2 separate regions of the Homo sapiens genome follow, and region 2 is linked to region 1. Evidence: read pairs that join two places in POLR2A ChIA-PET (ENCODE). Cell type or tissue: PC-9. All regions are shown on one strand. Links, peaks and the distances in the headings refer to the core of each region. The heading gives the core; the rest is flanking DNA.

Region 1 (5,347 bases), core at 1-5,000:
TGAATCAAGAGTAATTAATTCATAGCTCAATTTTAAAAGCTGGCATCTGCATCTTTTTTTTTTTTTTTTGAGACAGAGTCTCACTCAGTCGCCCAGGCTGGAGTGCAGTGGTGTGATCTCGGCTCACTGAAAGCTCCACCTCCCAGGTTCACGCCATTCTCCTGCCTCAGCCTCCCCAGTAGCTGGGACTACATGTGCCTGCCACCACGCCCGGCTAATTTTTTTGTATTTTTAGTAGAGAGAGGGTTTCACTGTGTTAGCCAGGATGGTCTCTATCTCCTGACCTCGTGATCCGCCCATCTCGGCCTCCAACAGTGCTGGAATTACAGGCATGAGCCACCGCGCCTGGCCAGGCATCTGCATCTTTCAAAGCTCCACAGGTGATTTTGATGAACATTCTTGGATAAAAGCTACTGCTGTAAGAGGATTGGCAAAAACCATATTCCTCAAGTGAAATTACACACATTACTGCAGACATAAATCAGTTCTCGGGGCCCAGCACGGTGGCTCACGCCTGTAACCCCAGCACTTTGGGAGGCCGAGGTGGGCGGATCACCTGAGGTCAAGAGTTTGATACCAGCTTGACCTACATGGTGAGAGCCCATCCCTACTAAAAATACAAAATTAGCTGGGCGTGGTGGCACATATCTGTAATCCCAGCTACTCGGGAGGCTGAGGCAGGAGAATCACTTGAACCCGGGAGGTGGAGGTTGTAGTGGGCCGAGATCGTGTCACTGCACTCTAGCCTGGGCAACAAGAGTGAAACTCTGTCTCTAAATAAATAAATAAATGGCAAAAGGAATTTACCTTCCAAGGAGTAAAGAAAGGAAGTAAATTCTGGATACAAACAGAAAATTTTAACGAAATTTATTTGTGACTTTTTTTTTTTGAGATGGAGTCTGGCTCTGTCACCCAGGCTGGAGTGCAGTGGCATGATCTCGGCTCACTGCAACCTCCGCCTCCTGGGTTCAAGCAATTCTCCTGCCTCAGCCTTCCAGGGCGTGCACCACCACCCCTGGCTAATTTTTGTATTTTTAGTAGAGATGGAGTTTCATCATGTTGGCCAGGGTGGTCTCGATCTCGACCTCATGATCTGCCCACCTCAGCCTCCCAAAGTGCTGGGATTACAGGCACGAGTCACTGCGCCCGGCTATTTGTGACAAAAATTTTAAGATTTCTGATGACCTATGTAAGTACAAAAATCAGTTTTGGTAATCCACACAGTAAAGTTCCTTAAGAAACTTTGAAGATTGTGATTTCAACCTCAGTTTTTATTTACATGTATATATTTTTTTCTAGCCAATCACCCAATTAAATAAACAGTCTCAGAATTCATATAGCTTTTGCTGTACTCAAGACAAAAATATGGGAATCAGCTCTGATTCCTCATCCTCCATATCCAGTCTCTCACTAAATCCTGGTAATTTTATATCTTAAATATCTTCCAATTCATACTTTTTTCCAGCCCCACTGCTGCTGCTCTATTCGAAGCCACCATCATCTCTTGCAATGGGTAACTCCTGATCCAATTCATTTTCAACACTAGCCAGTGATTTCAAAATGAAAATCTATCTCTTCACATCATTATCTGTGGGCATTTGAGCTGAAGGCCCCTGCACCTACACCTATCAATCATCATTACCTTGCGCTTTGCCCAACTTTTCACTTAACCAATTTCCTTAGCTTAAATGTCACTTCCTTAGAATTCCTTCCCTAGAGCCCCAGACTGGGTTAACTCTGTATGAACATGCTCCTATTGTATTCATTCACATAACAATTATCTACTGGGCACCTATTACGTGTAAGGTGCTGGAAAAATGGGGTAGACAAGACAGACAAAATCCTTGATCTCTTAGACCTTATTATTCTAGTGCAGACAAGTGAGTGAGCACTATTGAGTGTGTGCACACATGTGTTTGCAAAGCATGGCACAGACAATAAACAAGAAAATATTACTGATAAATGTTACAAAGCAAATTTCTTTAGAATAACATTTAAACAGAAACCCGAACTACAAGGAGACAACTCAGCCAAAATAAGAAAAGCACTCCAAGGTTAGGGAATAGTTGGTTTGAAAGTCCTAAGGTGAGAATGAGCTTGCTTTATCTGAGGAAAAGAAACATGGCCAGGTGGAAAGACCTCGACTAGACTGAGGGAATGGGAGGCACGGAGAAGATGACAATTATTTTGCATATCACTTCTTACTTCATTCCTTTTTCCATCTAGTTCTTTTTACCATTCCATTTTCTTTCCCCCTCTTTTAACCCGTTTAGGTTGAAGATCTAGTCAGTTAATGGCTATCAAAGTTCATAACTGCAGATCTTCTAGCTTTTTTTTTTTTAAGATGGAATTTTACTCTTGTTGCCCAGGCAGGAATGAAGTGGTGTGATATCGGCTCACTTTAGAACTCCGCCTCTGGGGTTCAACCGATTCTCCTGCCTCAGCCTCCCAAGTAGCTGGGATTACAGGTGCCCGCCACCATGCCCTTTTTTTTTTTTTTTTTTTTTTTTTGAGACAGAGTCTCACTCTTGCCCAGGCTAGAATGCGGGGGCATGATCTTGGCTCACCGCAACTTCTGCCTCCAGGGTTCAAGTGCTTCTCCTGTCTCAGCCCCACCAAATAGCTGGAATTACAAGCACGCGCCACCATGCCCAGCTAATTTTTTGAATTTTTAGTAGAGACGGGGTTTTACCATGTTGGCCAGGCTGGTCTCAAACTCCTGACCTCAGGTGATCCACCAGCCTCAGCCTCCCAAAGTGCTGGCATTACAGGCGTGAGCCACCACACCAGGCCTAATTTTTGTATTTTTAGTAGAGAGGGGGTTTCACCATGTTGGCCAGGCTGGTCTCGAACTCCTGACCTCAGGTGATCCACTCACCTCGACCACTCAAAGTACTCAGGTTACAGGCGTGAGCCACCATGCCCAGCCAGATCTTTTTTTTTTTTTTTTTTTTTTTTGAGATGCAGTTTCACTCTTGTCACCCAGGCTGGAATACAATGGTGCCATCTTGACTCACCACAACCTTCGCCTCCCAGGTTCAAGTGATTCTCCTGCCTCAACCTCCCGAGTGGCTGGGATTACAGGCATGCGCCACCATGCCCAGCTACTTTTGTATTTTTAGTAGAGATGGGGTTTCTCCATGTTGGTCAGGCTGGTCTCGAACTCCTGACCTCGGGTAATCTGCCCGCCTCGCCCTCCCAAAGTGCTGGGATTACAGGACTGAGCCACCATGCCCGACCAGATCTTCTACCTTTTAATACTATCTATTAAAAAAAAAATAAAATTAGCGAGGCACTGTGGCTCACACCTGTAATCCCAGCAGTTTAGGAGGCCAAGGCAAGGGTTGTGGAGTGGTTAAGGCCATGAGTTTCAGACCAGCCTGGGCAACACAGCAAGACTCCATCTCTCTCTCTCTCTCTTTTTTTTTTTGAGAGGGAGTCTTGCTCTGTTGCCCAGGCTAGAGTGCAGCTATCTTGGCTCACAACCTCCACCTCCCGGGTTCAAGGGATTCTCCTGCCTCAGCCTCCTGAGTAACTGGGATTACAGGTGCCCGCCGCTGCACCTGGCTAATTTTTCTATTTTTAGTAGAGACAAGGTTTCACCATCTTTGCTAGGCTGGTCTCGAACTCCTGACCTCGTGATCCACTTACCTCAGACTCCCAAAGTGCTGAGATTGCAGGCGTGAGCCACCGCACCCAGCTGCGAGACTCTATCTCTAAAAGATTAATTAATTAATTAGGCCGGGCATGGTGGCTCAGGCCTGTAATCCCAGCACTTTGGGAGGCCGAGGTCGGCAGATCACCTGAGGTCAGGAGTTTAAGACTAGCCTGACCAACATGGAGAAACCCAGTCTCTACTAAAAATACAAAATGAGCCGGACGTGGTGGCGCATGCCTGTAATCCCAGCTACTCGGGAGGCTGAGGCAGGAGAATCGCTTGAACCCAGGAGGCAGAGGTTGCAGTGAGCCGAGATCACACCATTGCACTCCAGCCTGGGCAGCAAGAGCAAAACTCTGTCTCAAAAAAAAAAAAAAAAAAAGAAAAGAAAAGAAAAGAAAGAAACAAATTAGTTGGGCATGATGGCAGGCGCCTGTAATCCCAGCTACCCAACTACTTGGGAGGCTAAAGCAGGGAGAACTGCTTGAACCCAGGAGGCAGAGGTTGCAGTGAGGCCAGATCACGACACTGCATTCCAGCCTGGGCAATAGAGCGAGACTCTGTCTCAAAAATAAAATTAAAAAAAAAAAAAAAAGACACAGAAGACAGGTCTCGAAAAAAATTTACAAAAAGGTAAACAATGCAAGTTCAAGTGAGAGTCCGAAATGGCAAGCATACATAATTACCAAAAGCAGTATAAGCAATAAAAAGTAGCCATAAACGCACTATAGGAGGTTGGAGGAAGAACTGGCGAGGGCATCAGTAAACATTTTGAAAAGCTGAGTTTGAAACCAGGCTTTACTAGCATTTGAAAAGGTGTACTGGTAGGGCAATTTGGCTTCAGGAACTGTTGTAAACAAAGGCAATGTGACACATATAAACCAGTTTGGGCTGGAGCTGACTGAATAGGAAATATTTTCTACAAGGTTTCCTCCCATTTAAAACAAAAGGCCAAAGTCGTCAGTGTAACACTTATATTCTTCGGTTCTTATTCCAGACTAATTATGTCCCTTCTTCCCTCACAAAATCTACATTCCTGTCAAAGACTATAACCTGGCCACAACCTGAACATATCCTATGTTTCCTCCATAGCTTTGCTCATCTATTAAGTATTAAGAAGTGTGGGCTTAGGCCCGGCATGGTGACTCACGCCTGTAATCCCAGCACTATGGGAGGCTGAGGCAGGCGAATTACCTGAGGTCAGGAGTTCGAGACCAGCCTGACCAACATGACCCCATCTCTACTAAAAATACAAAATGAGCTGGGTGTGGTGGCGCATGCCTGTAATCCCAGCTACTCCAGAGGCTCAGGAAGGAGAATCGCTTCAACCTGGGAGGCGGAAGTTGCGATGCGCCAAGATCGTGCCACTGCACTCCAGCCTGGGCATCAAGAGTGAAACTCTGTCTCAAAAAAAAAAAAAAAAAAAAAAAAGAAGTGTGGGCTTGGTAGGGCGCAGTGGCTCATGCTTGTAATCCCAGCACATTGGGAGGCCAAGGCAGGTGGATCACTTGAGGTCAGGAGTTCAAGATCAGCCTGGCTAAGATGGTGAAACCCCAACTCTAGTAAAAATACAAAAATCATCCAGGTGTGGTGGCACATACCTGTAATCCCAGATAGTCAGGAGGCTAAAGCAGGAGAATTCCTTGAACTTGGGAGGTGAAGGCTGCAGTGAACCAAGATTGTGCCACT
Region 2 (5,354 bases), core at 1-5,000, 79 kb after region 1:
CTAAAAGTACAAAAATTAGCCAGGCGTGGTGGCACGTGCCTGTGATCCCAGCTACTCGGGAAGCTGAGGCAGAAGAATCACTTGAACCTGGGAGGCAGAGGTTGCAGTGAGCGGAGATAGCGCCATTGCACTCCAGCCTGGACAACAGAGCGAGACTTCATCTCAAAAAACAAACAAACAAACAAAAAAACACACACCTGAGAAAAACTAAGTAGCCCAAACTTGTGTAGCTTGTCTATGACATAGGAATTCACACTGTCCTAGAGCTCCCTGCCTTTTAAATGCCTTCACTGGGGCTGCCTGCCCTTCCCCCAGACCTCTATCTTTTATTGTTACAAAACTAAATGATGACATTTGGATTTATGTATTTTTCACCATTTCTATAGCGCCTTTGGAGAAAAGGCAGTATATAAAATCAATCGATAAATAAGTAAACACAAATAATAAAAATTCCTGCCTCAGATTCTGCAGAGAGAGCAAAAAGTCCTCCTGTTTTTTAATCACTAAGTCACCAATCATTATAACTGGTGGGAAGTGTAAACCATAGAAACATATTCAGAGCTTGCTATACTTTAACAACACTTATTTTGGAGGCAGGAAGCATGAGGAACAAAAGGTTTTTTTTTTTTTAAACCTACTTGAATTATAGCTGTAGGAACAGTTAAGAAATAAATCTCCTCTCACCTCCCAGATATAACCTTAGAGAAAGAGGTGGAAGGAGGAAATGAGATGAGGGAGGAGTCTGAAACTGGATTCTAGACTTTGCTAAAAGATCAATGCTTTCTGAATGGAGTTTAATATGAAATTGGCCATAGGAAGCTTACAGTTACTCCACCCAAGCTGTCCACATGAAGTGTTTCTTTTCTGCACTGGTGATGGAAGTTGGTTGAGAAAAGATATATGTGGAACATGGGCGGGTCAGAACAGATTTTCATTTGGAATTCTGTACAGTAAGTAGACAACAGAAGGAAATAGGTTTCAGAATGGACCTAATCACATGTGTTCACTATCATGAGGTACTTGCAGCTACACTCACATCCGTGCATCACACCCGCCTCCACTGCTTTCTTTCTCTCCTGCTTTGGCGCATGACTTCTGAGGCTGCATCTTCGTTGTCTCTTCTCTTCCCTGGGAGAAGCTGGACCCTTAGGAAGTTGGGTCCTGAACCTTTTAAGTATTCACTTTCTGTAGAGAATGAACCTAGAAATGGGGGTTTTGCTGGATGGATAAGGAGAGAAGAAAAAGCACAAGGAAAGGAGAGAGGAGAATAGGAAAAGACAGGGCTAGATAATGGAGAAGGAGCAGGGAGGGAAAGAGGGCAAGAATTCCTAGGCTTAAGATTTTCATAGACTCCCTAAGAAAAATATCAGCCAGTATCTAAATCAGTCATGATTAGGGCTCTGCCGACGGAACGAATGTCCTTGAGGTGGCCCTTGCAATGTGCAGCATTCCTTTACTGACAACCATGGAATAGGTCCTTGGTCCACTTAAGGAGGCTTCAGAGGGGCATCTGACCTTAGAAAGGATGGGCTCACTAACAGCCTGAAGCATGGTTAACAGTCTGGGATGAATAAGATGTAATTTTATATTCAACAAACCTGTTACATATTCATTTCCAAATGTGCCTGGAATCAAACCAGGCTATCAGAAGTCAGCATCACCAAGGAATTTTATCTTTCACCCTGTGTTCACTTTTCAGATCTGACACATTTCCATTCCCCTCTGAACTTGCAATCTCCGGGCCTCTCAGAGAGGAGACATTTCCATTCTTTCCATTCTCAATCCTCTGATCTCTTAGAGATGAGGCAATTCTATTTTCACTGTACTGATATAAGAAATATTGATAGGAAAAAATAAATGTCTGGTTTGGCTTCCCACCCGCTCTAGGATAAATCTTGGCTGTTCTGGGAACATTAATTAAAGTGAATGTATGGCTGCTTTTAAAGTTTAGGTATTTCCCTACCCAGTCACTTTATTTAGGGCTTTGGGGTTCACACACAGGTACCCTCTTAATTATTGAGTTCAGTAATTTTTGTAGTCTCAGAGAAAGGTGCTTTCTCTAATCAGAAGCCCATAATGTCCTACCCAGTGCCTGTGCATTTAGAAGCTCTTATACCTCCTTTTCGTCGAGTGCCACTCTCATCCTCTTCTAGATCATGCTCTTCATCTGGGGGGATAAATGATCAGTATTAGCAATTAGTGGTTCACAGTCTCATGTTCTTTTTTTTTTTTTTCGAGATAGAGTCTTGCTCTGTTGTCTAGGCTGAAGTGCAGTGGAACGATTTTCGGTTCACTGCAAATTCCACGTCTGGGGTTCAAGGGATTCTCCTGCCTCAGCCCCCTGAGGAGCTAGGAGTACAGGTGCCCACCACCACGCCTAATTTTTGTATTTTTAGTAGAGATGGGGTTTCACTATGTTGGCCAGGTTGGTCTTGAACTCCTGGCATCAGGTGATCCACCCTCCTTGGCCTCCCAAGGTATTGGGATTACAGGTGTGAGCTACTGCGTCCAGCCAGTCAGTCTCATGTTCCTTATACGGAAAGGTCCCCTTTCTCTGAGCTCATCATACTCTCTTCTTTAAGGAAAGTTTAATTACTGTTGTTTTTTTTTTTTTTTTTTTTTTTTTAGGCAGAGTTTCACTCTTTGTTGCCCAGGCTGGAGTGCAATGGTGTGATCTTGACTCACTGCAACCTCCACCTTCCGGGTTCAAGCTATTCTTCCCGAGTAGCTCAGCCTCCCGAGTAGCTGGGATTACAGGCTCACAGCACCATGCCCAGCTAATTTTGTATCTTTAGTGAAGATGGGGTTTCTCCATGTTGATCAGGCTGGTCTCAAACTCCTGACCTCAGATGATCCGCCCACCTTGGCCTCCCAAAGTGCTGGGATTACAGGCGTGAGCCACCGTGCCTGGCAATTACTGTGTTCTTAAAAAAAATATTAATTTGTCACCTTCAAACTGGCCCTCTCCTTCCCTTCCCTTTCATTTATTCATAAGCATGTTGAAGTGCTCATTACATGCAAGACATTGCACTAGGAACTGGGGACAAGCAATAAACAAGACTGTCAGAGTTCCTGCCCTTGTGGAGCTTCCAGTCCATTGGATTATTTAGATGTCTATCACCAGAATCCTAATCCTTTTCCTCAAACTCCATTTCTCCTTCCCTCTGGAATTCTCTTCAAAATTATTATCTCTATGCAAGCATTCTCTCTAGTTTTAAGCATTCTAGAGTTAGGATGTTAGAGTGTGTGTGTGTGTGTGTGTGTGTGTGTGAACAACCCTCTGTGATTGGCTGGGTGCGGTGGCTCATGCCTGTAATCCCAACACTTTGGGAGGCCGAGGCGGGCAGATCATGAGGTCAGGAGTTGGAGACCAGCCTGGTCAACATGGTGAAACCCCGTCTGTGCTAAAAATACAAAAATCAGCTGGGCCTGTGGCGGGCGCCTGTAACCCCGGCTACTCAGGAGGCTGAGGCAAGAGAATTGCTTGAATCCAGGAGGCAGAGGTTGCAGTGAGCCGAGATTGTGCCACTGCACTCCAGCCTGGGTGACAGAGCAAGACTCTGTCCTGGGGAAAAAACAAAAAACAAAAAACCCTCTTTGATTAATTAGTCCTTAATCCTTAATGTATCCATCTTTGTTCAGCTGTAATGGAGGCTGGTCATGTACATAATTTTATGTTCCTAGTACTTGGGGCTTGTAGTTATCTTTTTACTGTTTTTATTCAGCATGTCTTGTTCATTAGAGTATAAGCTCCTGAGGGTAGCTGGAATGGTCTTTTAATTAATTGCCGTAGATTCACAATGGGTTCTAACTCAATGCCAGTGTCTAACTCCAGTCAAATGTTTATACGGTCAAAGTCATAACATAATTGGCCTAAGTTTCTTACTCCCATTAACCGGTTTCATCTCGTCACATTACCCGATAAAATAGGAATTGGACCCTTATAATGTAAATATGTGTACCAGAATCATATTTAGCTATTTTATACATGGGGCAAAGTGAAGAAAAATACACTCGTTATTCTTTTCACTACCACCATGCTCTTTTCCCACTCTCTCACTCACACATATATACACACATATGCACAGTAGATAGGGTATAGTAAGCAATGTTTTGAGGGCTGAATACTCAGCTCCTCCTGGCCACATTTACTTTCCTTTCTCCTGAGTCTTAATGACATTTGCTTGTCTTGCTTCTCCATAGTTTTGCCACTAAATGAAACTTTGACATTTCTCTTTCTTTTTTTAAATGTAATGTTTATAGGGCAATATGAGTTCCGGTATGCCAAACTGGGGAAGTAAGCTCCAAGCTCATAGGTAAGAAGGAGCAGCATAAAAATATATTAGAATACTATAAAGCATTAAAGGAGTAATTGATTTCAAGTAAGAAAGAGACTGATATGGCCAGGTGTGGTGGCTCATGCCTGTAATCCCAGCACTCTGGTAGGCTGAGATGGGAGGATCACTTGAGCCCAAGAGTTAGACACCAGCATAGACAACAGAGCAAGACCCTGTCTCTATAAAAAATAAAAATAAAAATTAGCTAGGCACAGTGATGCACACCTGTAGTTCCAGCTACTTGGGAGACTGAAGCAAGAGGATTGCCTGAGCCCAAGAGTTTGAGGCTGCAGTAAGCCATGATTGCGCTACTGCAGTCCAGCCTGGGCCTGGGCAACAGAGCGAGACCTTGTCTCTAAAAAAAAAAAAGGACGGATACTCTGGGAAATAAAATATATATATATATGCCCTACAATATAGTATGGGAAAAGGAGCACTTTGACTCAACAGTTCTTATAGCCATGTATGATCTAGCAGCAGAGAATGTTCTACTTGACACCTGTAGTGCTCCCTCAACCCTACCACGAGGAATAAAACAACCTAAGCTAATGGAGGAGTGAAATCAAATATAGGAAACAGATCATGCTGAAATAAACCACATTAAACATTCTTTGCACATTGTCTTCTCGTTACTCGTCCACTTCCTTCCTTTCTCAGCTATGATGCATTTCTTTTTTGACATGGGACTAATTTTAGGATTGGAAACATTAGAGGAAAAGTTGGTACAACCTCAGTTTTAGAGATACCCAATAATTTGGACAGAGAGCAGCTCTTTTGTTGATATCAAACAACTCCATCACAAAGACCAATAATTTGCTGTGCTTAGGCACTTTTGCAGAGGTTTATTCTACCTCTGCTGTCTGTGCGCAGCTGTCTCTTCCTCCCAATTCTAATCAATGTAAATTGGGTCAGATCTCCACTGTGAATTACAAATTGGATCCGAAGTTGGAGGGTCACAGTGCTGCTACTCCACCTCCTTCCCACCACCATTAGATGGGAAGCTTCACCAAAGATCTT

Evidence for each region. Peaks named below come from ENCODE experiments on the same cell type or tissue, not always from the same donor. Only the 100,000 strongest peaks of a DNase experiment are listed, where the experiment ranks them.
Region 2: POLR2A ChIA-PET joins it to region 1 with 29 read pairs; 6 of 35 experiments call an interaction of 5 or more read pairs at or near these places.

The regions. Positions count from the first base shown.
Region 1 is chr17:48,089,050-48,094,396 of GRCh38, forward strand. The region is part of intron 1 of CBX1 (chromobox 1); the gene reads right to left. Among named protein-coding and RNA genes, the nearest start is that of CBX1, 9.8 kb to the right of the region's middle. RefSeq lists an enhancer at 4,930-5,347. In PC-9, for the core only: no CTCF peak of the experiment used is centred there; no DNase peak of the experiment used is centred there; H3K27ac peaks cover 726 bases.
Region 2 is chr17:48,168,493-48,173,846 of GRCh38, forward strand. It overlaps SKAP1 (src kinase associated phosphoprotein 1), which reads right to left. Exons shown (of 13, transcript NM_003726.4): 10 at 2,117-2,167. Among named protein-coding and RNA genes, the nearest start is that of MIR1203, 15 kb to the left of the region's middle. In PC-9, for the core only: no CTCF peak of the experiment used is centred there; no DNase peak of the experiment used is centred there; H3K27me3 peaks cover 353 bases.